3 separate regions of the Homo sapiens genome follow, and regions 2 and 3 are each linked to region 1. The links are chromatin contacts, found by Hi-C or POLR2A ChIA-PET in ENCODE. All regions are on one chromosome and are shown on one strand. The core of a region is the stretch at or near the end of the contact, and the rest is flanking DNA. Distances in the headings are between cores, read along the strand shown.

What was found. A loop is a pair of places that touch in the nucleus more often than their neighbours do. ChIA-PET counts read pairs that join two places held with the same protein, here RNA polymerase II (POLR2A). Pooled maps may share reads with other maps.
Region 2: a map of B cell shows a loop between it and region 1 (9-fold over the local background). The contact joins the promoter of EPN2-AS1 here to the promoter of EPN2-IT1 in region 1. A Hi-C loop is called at or near these places in 9 of 168 maps with a recorded cell type or tissue (B cell, OCI-LY7, cardiac septum and 6 more), 22 of 37 single-sample maps with no recorded cell type and 18 of 50 pooled maps. POLR2A ChIA-PET finds 5 or more read pairs at or near these places in 11 of 52 experiments (B cell, CD4-positive, alpha-beta T cell, GM12878 and 7 more).
Region 3: a pooled map shows a loop between it and region 1 (3-fold over the local background). The contact joins the promoter of EPN2 here to the promoter of EPN2-IT1 in region 1. A Hi-C loop is called at or near these places in 3 of 50 pooled maps. POLR2A ChIA-PET finds 5 or more read pairs at or near these places in 3 of 52 experiments (BJ, GM12878 and H1).

What each region holds. Positions count from the first base shown.
Region 1 is chr17:19,270,002-19,273,026 of GRCh38, reverse strand. EPN2-IT1 (EPN2 intronic transcript 1) reads right to left here and starts at 1,634. Exons shown (of 3, transcript NR_046824.1): 1 at 1,289-1,634. All of the region lies in intron 1 of EPN2 (epsin 2), which reads right to left. RefSeq lists enhancers at 1,832-1,921, 1,932-2,201.
Region 2 is chr17:19,304,865-19,307,889 of GRCh38, reverse strand. EPN2-AS1 (EPN2 antisense RNA 1) reads left to right here and starts at 1,629. Exons shown (of 3, transcript NR_048576.1): 1 at 1,629-1,951. The region is part of intron 4 of EPN2 (epsin 2); the gene reads right to left. RefSeq lists an enhancer at 1,537-1,666.
Region 3 is chr17:19,235,958-19,238,982 of GRCh38, reverse strand. EPN2 (epsin 2) reads right to left here and starts at 1,617. Exons shown (of 11, transcript NM_014964.5): 1 at 1,452-1,617. RefSeq lists a silencer at 1,240-1,709.

The DNA.
Region 1 (3,025 bases), core at 385-2,884:
GAATTTAATTTCTTGTTATCAACATGCCCTTATCATTTAGTCTCTGGGAGGAGCAGCCTGTGGGTGTAGAATACATGGGCAGGTGAGGAAATGCAGTCTTTTTAAAGACTGTGTGAAGAAAAGATGGGGTCTGGAGACCTGGTTTTGGCTGTTCCTGCCAATCCAGGAAAACAGGGGTATGGCAAGGAGCTGCACCTCCCCCTCAGTGTAGAGGATCAAACACTGTGACAGCACAAAGTGCAGGCAGCAACACTCCATAAAGGCAAATGAGAATTGTTGAATGCTCCCCTACCTCTCCTATTCCTCAAAGCAGTCTTACAAATGACCAAATTATGAACAGCATTCTTTTAAAAATCATGCCAAAATGCAAATAACATGATGTGGTAGTGAGAGGAGATGGGAATCCAGGGATCAGGGCCAATGCTGCGACCGCTCTGTAGCACCAAGAAGCCAGTACCCAGGGTCCTCGCTTCTAAAATGATGGAATTAAACCAGATGCTCACCCCAAATCCTTCAGTCCCAAAGGCCCCCATTCTGACCAGTGATTCAATTCCCTGCCATCTCCATGGTGTCATGAGAAACCCAAGCTTCTGATCAGCCCAGCCACAGGTCACCAACTGAGGGAGTAGAATTCCAGCCACAGCCAAGCAGCAGACGTTTTTGTTAGTCTGTGGGGCTTCATGGTGGGCAAAAAACTAGGGCTTCCCTTCAGCCTTTGGAAATGTGAAAAGCAGCCTTCAGAACCCTTCCCTCCTCTGAGGATGGCCGCTGTGACCCTTAGGCAGAGATTCCCCATTTCTCACACACTGTGGCTGTGCTAGAGAAAACACTGGCTGATGGGAGACGATGAAGCCAACCAGAGACTGGGTGCAGTGAACGGGAGCCTTTGATGGCTACTCACCCCCACCCCACAGGACAGGCCGAGCTATGGACTACCATTTGATCAGCATAATTTTCCAGCTTGAGACATCTGAAAAACATGCAGAGCTGCATGGGAAAATCTACATTCCCATGATCTCGTGTTTAATTTAGACCTGGCTGGTGGATGTGGTGGTGCTAACTGCTGGGCTGTCGCCATCTCGCGAGGAGCCTGCGAGAGTGTGGAAATAAAGGAGGGGCAGTGGATCCCCTCAGGCAGGGCCTGCTGACTTTGGGTTTCGGGCACAGTAGTGATGTAACATATTTTCTCAAAGAGAGCTCCAGATGCTGGCCAAGGAACAGGTATTTTTACACTGTGCATGTACAAGTGCAAGACCACAGCTGTGAGAAAAACAAGCGGTTTGCTCACCTCTGCCTTCCCACCTGTGCCTCCAGGAGGTCACATCTAACTCTTTCCATAGTAGCTTCAGAGGAACACGGTAGATTTCTGAACAATGCAGATTTCTGAGGGAGTTACTTGCAGGGACTGGTGGTAGTGATGGTTGATGTCCGCTGAGCCTCATCTAAGCAGCACTGCGGGATGGGCAGTGAGCCAGGATCTTAGAGACCACAAGAGCAGGCTCACCTTAGCTGAAGCTCAAAGGATGAGCTCCTTCATCCCAAAGGTGGGCTCTGGGGCAGAGCAATCCCTGAGGGTTAACTCTTTATGTGCCACCCACATGCTGCACTCTCATTTCCAGTCACTTTCCCTATGACCGGAAGTGGCTCCTGCCTTGCATTCTATGCACCTGCCATTTCCCCCACCCAGCGTCCTTCCTCTATCTGTCACTAGACTGGCTCCTTGTCACTCAGATCGCATGGCCTCCTCAGAACCCATCAGGCACTCTCTATCAACGTCACCAGCTGTCATCTGGAACAGAGCCCCTCCTCTATCTGACATTTCTTATGTGCCTGTTTATCTGTTTCTCTCCTGCCCCCACACCACCCCCCTGAGACCAAGGCCCAGCCTCTTTGCCACTGTCTAGAACAGTGCCTGGCACACACTCAGCCCTCAACAAACACCTTCCATGTGACACAGAAGCAAAAAATAAGAACACTGTTAAAGATACCCATTATCTCTCTACTCAGAGACTGCCAGAGTTCACACCTTGAGGCTGTTCTCCCAGTTCCTGTTTCCCTTTCGGTCTCCATTTCTTGAGTTAAAGGGCAAGTGCTGTATTGTCTGCCTAACAATAAACTGCCTGGGAACAGGAACAGCCCTACCAGGTGCTTAACACATGCTCCACACGAACCAGCACCTGCCGAAGCCCAGGCACCACGGGGCCTGAGAATCCACTCGATGCCCCTTACAGCTGGACTCAGGAGCGACACCAGCAGCCTGGGCAGCAGCCTAGGGCTGAAATATGTAGTTCTCACTCCGGCCACAGGGATTATGTCCTGCCTTTCCAGCTGCATGGTCCGAGGCAAGCTGAGCTTTCCTGAGCCTCTATTTCCACACCTCTCAAATAGAGGTAACAGGTGCTGCTCAGCATGGCTGTGAGGGTTGGTAAGAGTACGACTGGCAAATAAGAGGTGTCCAAATACCTGCCTCCTCTACTGTGTCCTGCCAAGGTGCAATGTCCACAGGGACATTTCTCAGCAGGTTCCTAAGGACAGCTCGGCAGGAGATGAAAGCCTACAGAGGCATCCCTATGAGAACACACTGGGTGGGAATCACCTACCAGAGGGGTGGGTGGCATTGTCCACAAGCATCTCTCTCTAGACTATACACACAACCTGTTCAAAACCATCAACAATCTTGCCTGCCCTTCTCCTCTGCAGCTGGCATTTCCAAGCAAAGTCTCAGATGTGCTCTTTGATACTAGTAACAGAACAGAATTAAAAGAGCAGTAAGAAACAGAAGGGGCTCTCTAAGAAGAGGCTAGTGAATACTAACTGAGCAGGTCACATGTGTCCACTGATGGCATCTTCATAACAATCCTATGGAGGAGTTATTCTTCTTATTCATATCTTACAGAGGAGGAAAAGTGAAGCAAAGAGAGGCTAAGTAACTGACCCAAGGCTGCACTGCCAGCAAGAGGTGGGACTAGGATTTGCTCTCAGACTCTGACTTCTGATCCCATCCTCTTAATCCCTATTCTTATTC
Region 2 (3,025 bases), core at 380-2,879, 35 kb before region 1:
TAGCTGGGCCATGGCTATGGTGAATAAAACAGGGGAAGAGGCCTAAATGCAATTCAGGCCACAGACGGGATCCACAGAAGAACCAGGGGAGGTAGAAAGAGGCTGCTTCTGGGCAGAGGGCTGAGGTGGGGCCGGGCAGGAGACTGGGAACTTCTCTACCATGTGAGGTTGCCAAGCAGAGGCATCACCCTGTCATGAAATTCTTAAAAACACACAAAACATATAGCAATAAATTTACTTTGGAACGGGCCGGGCACAGTGGCTCACGCCTGTAATCCCAGCACTTCGGGATGCCGAGGCAGGCAGATCACGAGGTCAGGAGATCGAGACCATTCTAGCTACGAGGTCAGGAGATTGAGACCATCCTAGCTAACATGATGAAACCTCATCTCTACTAAAAATACAAAATAAATTAGCCGGGCATGGTGGTGGGCACCCATAATCCCAGCTACTCAGGAGGCTGAGGTAGGAAAATGGCATGAACCCAAGAGGCAGAGCTTGCAGTGAGCTGAGATCGCGCCACTGCACTCCAGCCTGGGTGACAGAGCGAGACTCCATCTCCAAAAAAAAAAGAAAGTTGCAGCTATAAAAACATAAATGTATTTTTCTAAATAAAATCAAGTCAAATCCCATCCTAGTGTTATCACTCAATTATATTTCCCAAAGTATCTCTTCAGAAATAAAGCTAGAGGGTAAAGAAAAGTCCTCAATCCACCTTAACAACTTGATTTCTTAATAATACACCAAAACAAAAAGTATATTTTTTTGTTCGTTTTGTTCCTAAACTTCACCTATGCCAATCAGAACTCTCAAGTTTGGGCTTTCCTATGTTCAAAAAGATGTCACCATCCACATGGAAGAGAATAAAGGAAGCCAGACAGTTCCTGGGGACTCTTCTCAAGTGAACAGGGCACTCACACCCAAATCATTAACCACTCCAGCCACCTGTTCCCAGCCTCTTTCCTGATAAGGAATCTCTGAGGCTTGGTTCACAAAACCCTTGCTATAAAGCAAATATTGCACTTACGACATCCTTCATTTACTACCAAATGGAAACCACAAATGAATCAAGTAGAAGGCTCATATCCCACCCCACCCCAAAAAAAGTGCTCTGGAAAACAAGCCCCATCCTGGCAGGGAAGCTGGTACTGAGTTGCACAGCTACAGTGCCTGATACAGCCAGGTTGGAGGGGGAGAGTGGGCACGGGGCTCTGAACTGGACCTGCTGGAGAAGTGAGGCCTCCTTTGTCCTCTGAGCTTTCTAGCACATCTGCAAGGCCAGAATAGCTTCAAATGCAAATGTACATGTTTACGTCTACCATAACTGACACTGTTAGAATAACGCACAGCTGGCACATACTGGCTCACCACATCATAGCTCGTCACATCAATGTAGAAATTAAAGACAATGGGTATTCCCCTGAATGTTGTGGTTTTCATAAACGGATGTACAGCTTTCAGTTCTGCAGATGGCAGAATTCTTGGCCACCAACCATTGAACATCAGCTGAGCTACACACAACGGGACTGAGCTTCGAGGGAGGATTCCAGCAGAGATATTCTTGCCTTGGTGACAGCAACTCAGCTCCACAAAGGGCCTCTTGTGCCCATGCACATGACAGTGAACACAGACGTCGTTGTGAGACAGGCCTGAATGGGCCCTTCTGACCACCTGAGCCTGGCCTTGGCTCTGCTCTGAGGATCTGAAGGTTCAGAGCTCACAGGGACCAAGGGAAAAAGCAAGTGCTGGGGGATGTGCCACTCTCTCATTGTTGCAGGTTGCTTTCCCAGACACTCACTGGAAGGAAGAACGGGAATTGTTAGTTTAAGCTCATCACTAAAGTCGCATCAAATGCACGGACCTTCTCCCAGGAAGGCGGCCTTTTGCATTATGAACCCCACTGGAAGAGCTCCAAGTCTTCACTTGCTGTGGTCAAGAACTGTAACCACAGGTAGGCCTTATTTCTATCCTTTCCAGTCTGTCACACCAGCTGAGAAAAAGCCTAAGGGGGAGAGGCTGAGTAGGAAGGCTAGAAAAGCCCAACATTTCCCTCAAAATACAATCTAAAAAGAAGACCAAGAAAACTCTCCCAACTCAGGCAGACAAGGGTCTCTCCCACTCGAGTCCACCCTGTCTGCTCCAGGGACTGCCCGGCAGAGCCTGGGTGCCTGTACTCTGTGCTGGGGGAGAGACACCCTTTCCCAAATGCGCTCCTAAAACAAAGGGTGAAAGATTTTTTAATAAAGATGCTTCAGTGGGCCACTTTCAGGTAACTGTGAAAGAAGGCAATCGAGTTGGTAGAAAAACAGGAAATTGATTCTTATCAGCTACATTTTGCAATTTTCCTAGAAAGTATGGAAGCAGCATCTGCCAGTCACATAGTGCTGATTAAAAAGCCTCCTCTAATCTGCATGGATAGGTCAAACAGAAAGAAAGTGGCAAGTACAAAAAACACAAATGTAGGCTAGGCATGGTGGCTCATGCTTGTAATGATGTCACAGCACTTTGGGAGACCGAAGGGGGTGGATCACTTGAGGCCAGGAGTTCGAGATCAGCCTGGCCAACGAGGGCAAAACCCTGTCTCTACTAAACATACAAAATTTAGCTGGGTGTGGTGGCACGTGCCTGTAGTCCCAGCTACCCAGGAGGCTGAGGCATGAAAATCACTTGAACTAAGCAGGTGGAGGTTGCAGCGAGCCAAGATCATACCACTGCACTCCAGCCTGGGCAACAGAGCAAGACTGTCTCAAAAAAAAAAAAAAAAAAAAAAAACCAAAGTATATTTTTACATTTTACAGCACATGGGACAGGATTCTACCATCAAATGGCTCTGTGCAGTGGGCAGCATGACTGCACTGGTACGTGAGCGTCACAGACCCTGTGGAGAAGGCAGGGTGAGGTCCTGGTTTTCCTATGTCCCTGGGCCTGGTGTGGCAATGCTGGGTACACAGGCATGTCTGACAACTCAGAAAAAATGAAAGGTTGCCAGGCCTTGGGGGCGTGAGAAGACCCCATGTGGGCCCAA
Region 3 (3,025 bases), core at 368-2,867, 34 kb after region 1:
ATAAGATTTTGTCAGCACCTAAAATTCTGTATCTAGAGCTACAAGAGGCACGTTTTCTGCCAAATCTTCGTTATATTACATAATGAGAGGAAGCTTGGATTCTTAAAATTCACCTTTTCCCATCATTTTAACACCCTGTTCCAATCCCTTCTTTCACAGGATATTTTCTGGAGGTGAAAAGGAATAACTCATTACTTCTCATATTTTCCTGCCCACTTTCTTGCATAAATATTAAAAATAAAGGGGAAGGTAGGGTCCTGAACATCTCCCTAAAAGATAAAAAAGTTATTAAATGTGGTAAACAGAGCCTGGAGACCTAGCTTCTAGTTCTGCACTGACACAGTATCACTGCGTGACCTTGGGCAAATTACTGCAGTTCTGGGCCTCAGTTTCCCTCATCTGAACCCTAATGATGGTTAAGCCCTCTCCGCTCTTAAAGCACAGATTTTAGATACGTCCCCAGGGAAGCACAACTGTGAAGGAGTCGCCCAGACGGACTCCTTGGGCGGAGAAACGGCCTTCCACAAGCTCCGGCGGGGGGATTCACAGGGAGCTCAAGCTGCCCCAGGGAAAGCCACTGGGCAAACTTCAGGTCGCAAACAAAAACCTGTTGGCACCGACTCCTCTAGCAAAGGCCAGCCTCCCAACGCGCTCGGCTCTCGGCTCTAGGGGAGCCGCCCCACAGGGAGAGAGAGGAAGTCTCTCCTGGAAGAGGCCAGACCCCACGCACCCATTCACCCACCCGGATCAGCCGAGCAGGACCGCCGGGCCGGGTGGGTCTCTGCCATCCCACGCGGAACAAAAGGCAGCTGGAGCCTGGCTCTTCCGCCCCCGTCCCCGCTGTTCCGTGGGAGTGGGGGCTGGGGAGTGGGGAGCCTGGTCCCCAAGGACGGAAGGGGGCCCTGCTACAGCCCCCAGGAAAGGTGAGACGGGCGGGATCCCGGACAGAGATAAGGACCCCTCCCCCGATTCCCGGAGGGCGCCCGGACCGGGCTCTGCACGGGGGCTGGCGGGAGACCAGGCTGGGCTCAGGAGGAAGGGGCGCCGGGCTCGGGGAGAGGAGGAACGTGCTCTGGGGAGGGGGCGGGGTTGTTCCAAGATGAACGGGGCTCCAGGATCCGAGGTAGGAGTAAGGGGCGCCCTGGACTCTGGGGACATAAAAGGAGATGCTCGGTGATAGGGACGGGTAAGGGGGGAGATCCTTGCAGCGGAAAGCTGGATCCAGATGGGAAGGGGGCCATGCTCCAGTCCGTGGGGCGGGGCCTGGTTGGAAAGAAGGGGATCCCCCAGAGCCTGGCGTAGGGACCAGCGGGGCGGCAGGGGCGCATGCCCTGGCGGGGCTGGTGAGGTAGGGGAGCCTGTGCTCTGGGGGCGTCCGCGCCCTGGAGAGGGGGAGGGTCCTCGCCCCGGGGACTCGCTCTGGCCTTGGAGCCCCACGGGCTGTGGCTCACCTCTGCTCCTCCGGGCCGGCGTGGGTGCGCCGCTGCGGCCACCGGCAGCGCTCGAGAGGCGGGAGCGACCGTAGCCCGCGGAGCCGCCGCCACCGCCGCGTCTGGCTCAGTTTGACACCCACACACCAGCCAACATGGCGGCCGGGAGGGGGCGCGCCGGACGCGTGCGCGCGCCCTCAGGCCCCGCCCCCGAGGCCCCGAGGTCCCGCCCCCACGCCCGCAGACCACGCCCCTGCGACCCCGCCAGAGCCCCTCCCTAGTGGCCCCTGCGCGGCTTCCCCTCCGCCTCCTGCGCTCCAGGACCCCACGCGGACGACCCACCCTTCCGCAGCGCCCCACAGTCGACGCCCGAGCCCCCAAAAAACCCCCAATCCCGAGCGCCACACAAACCCTGGCAAATTAATACCCGAACGCGCGCACTCTAATCCCCTTCAGGCCACTCCACCCCGTACACACTCACGGCCCCCCCACACTCACGGCCGGGCAGCACGCGCAGACCCCGCCCCGTCAAGCAGAAACTCACGCTCCGGCCTGCCGGTTTCACTCAAAAACCTTGTTCAGTAGGAGAGACTGGAAGGGGGCCAGGGCCTGCCGGGCGCTGGTAGGGTTGGGTTCTTAGGCTACAAGTGTGTTCACTTTATGAAGATGCGCGGAAGTACACTTTGGATTTGTGCGCTTTTCCGTGCGTGTATTTCACGTCAATAAAATATACTCAAAAACGGAGAAGTCTCTAGGCTTCTTTAGGCTGCTCAAGGGGTTACCTAAGGGCACGAATGGCAAGGGGTTACCTACATGGCACGAAAACGGAAACCCTTGACTGGCGGGCACCCACAAAGCACCTCCTCTGTGCCAAGCCCTGTGCTGGGCACAGAAATGAGACAGCCCCAAATGCCTCGAATGAGAGTCCCGGAACTGGAGGGGCCAGAACTGGAGGCTGCACCTCAAAGCTGACTAACCTGCTCCAATCAGGGTGGGAGTCAGCAGAGACTTCTCACAGCAGGGGCGCGGAGCATGAGTCAGGGCTTGCTAGGTGGGCAGAGGGCACCATCCCTGTTGCCTGGGTGACATCAACACTCTGCCTAGCCTTGGCTTCAGGGAAGCTGTGGCCAGAAGTCTTCCTCTGCCCTAACTCACTGAGGGACCTTAAACAAGTCACTGTACTTCTCTGAGCCTCAGATTCCTCCTCCCTGTACAGGAACCAGGGGATGAAAGTATCCCTTAAGGTTCTAACAACCCAGGATCTGGAATTCCATTCTCTGGCAAAAAAAAAAAAGGTTGTATCTTTCCAGGAATTCATCTATTTATTGTAAGTTTTTTAGTGTGTGTGCATAGACGTGTTCATAATAGTTTTTGAGGGCTTTTTTGTGTTTGTATGGGGTCGGTGGTAATGTCCTCTTTGCCCTTTCTGATTATGTTTACTTGTATCTTCTCTTTTTTCTTTATTAGTCTAGCTAGTGATACAATAAATACGATAAAAATGGAGAGAGCTTGTAACACGTTTGCAAAACCACATAGCCACTTTTCCTTTGAAAAGTCAAACACTGGTAGCTCTAGATGCTAGAAACACTCTCCAG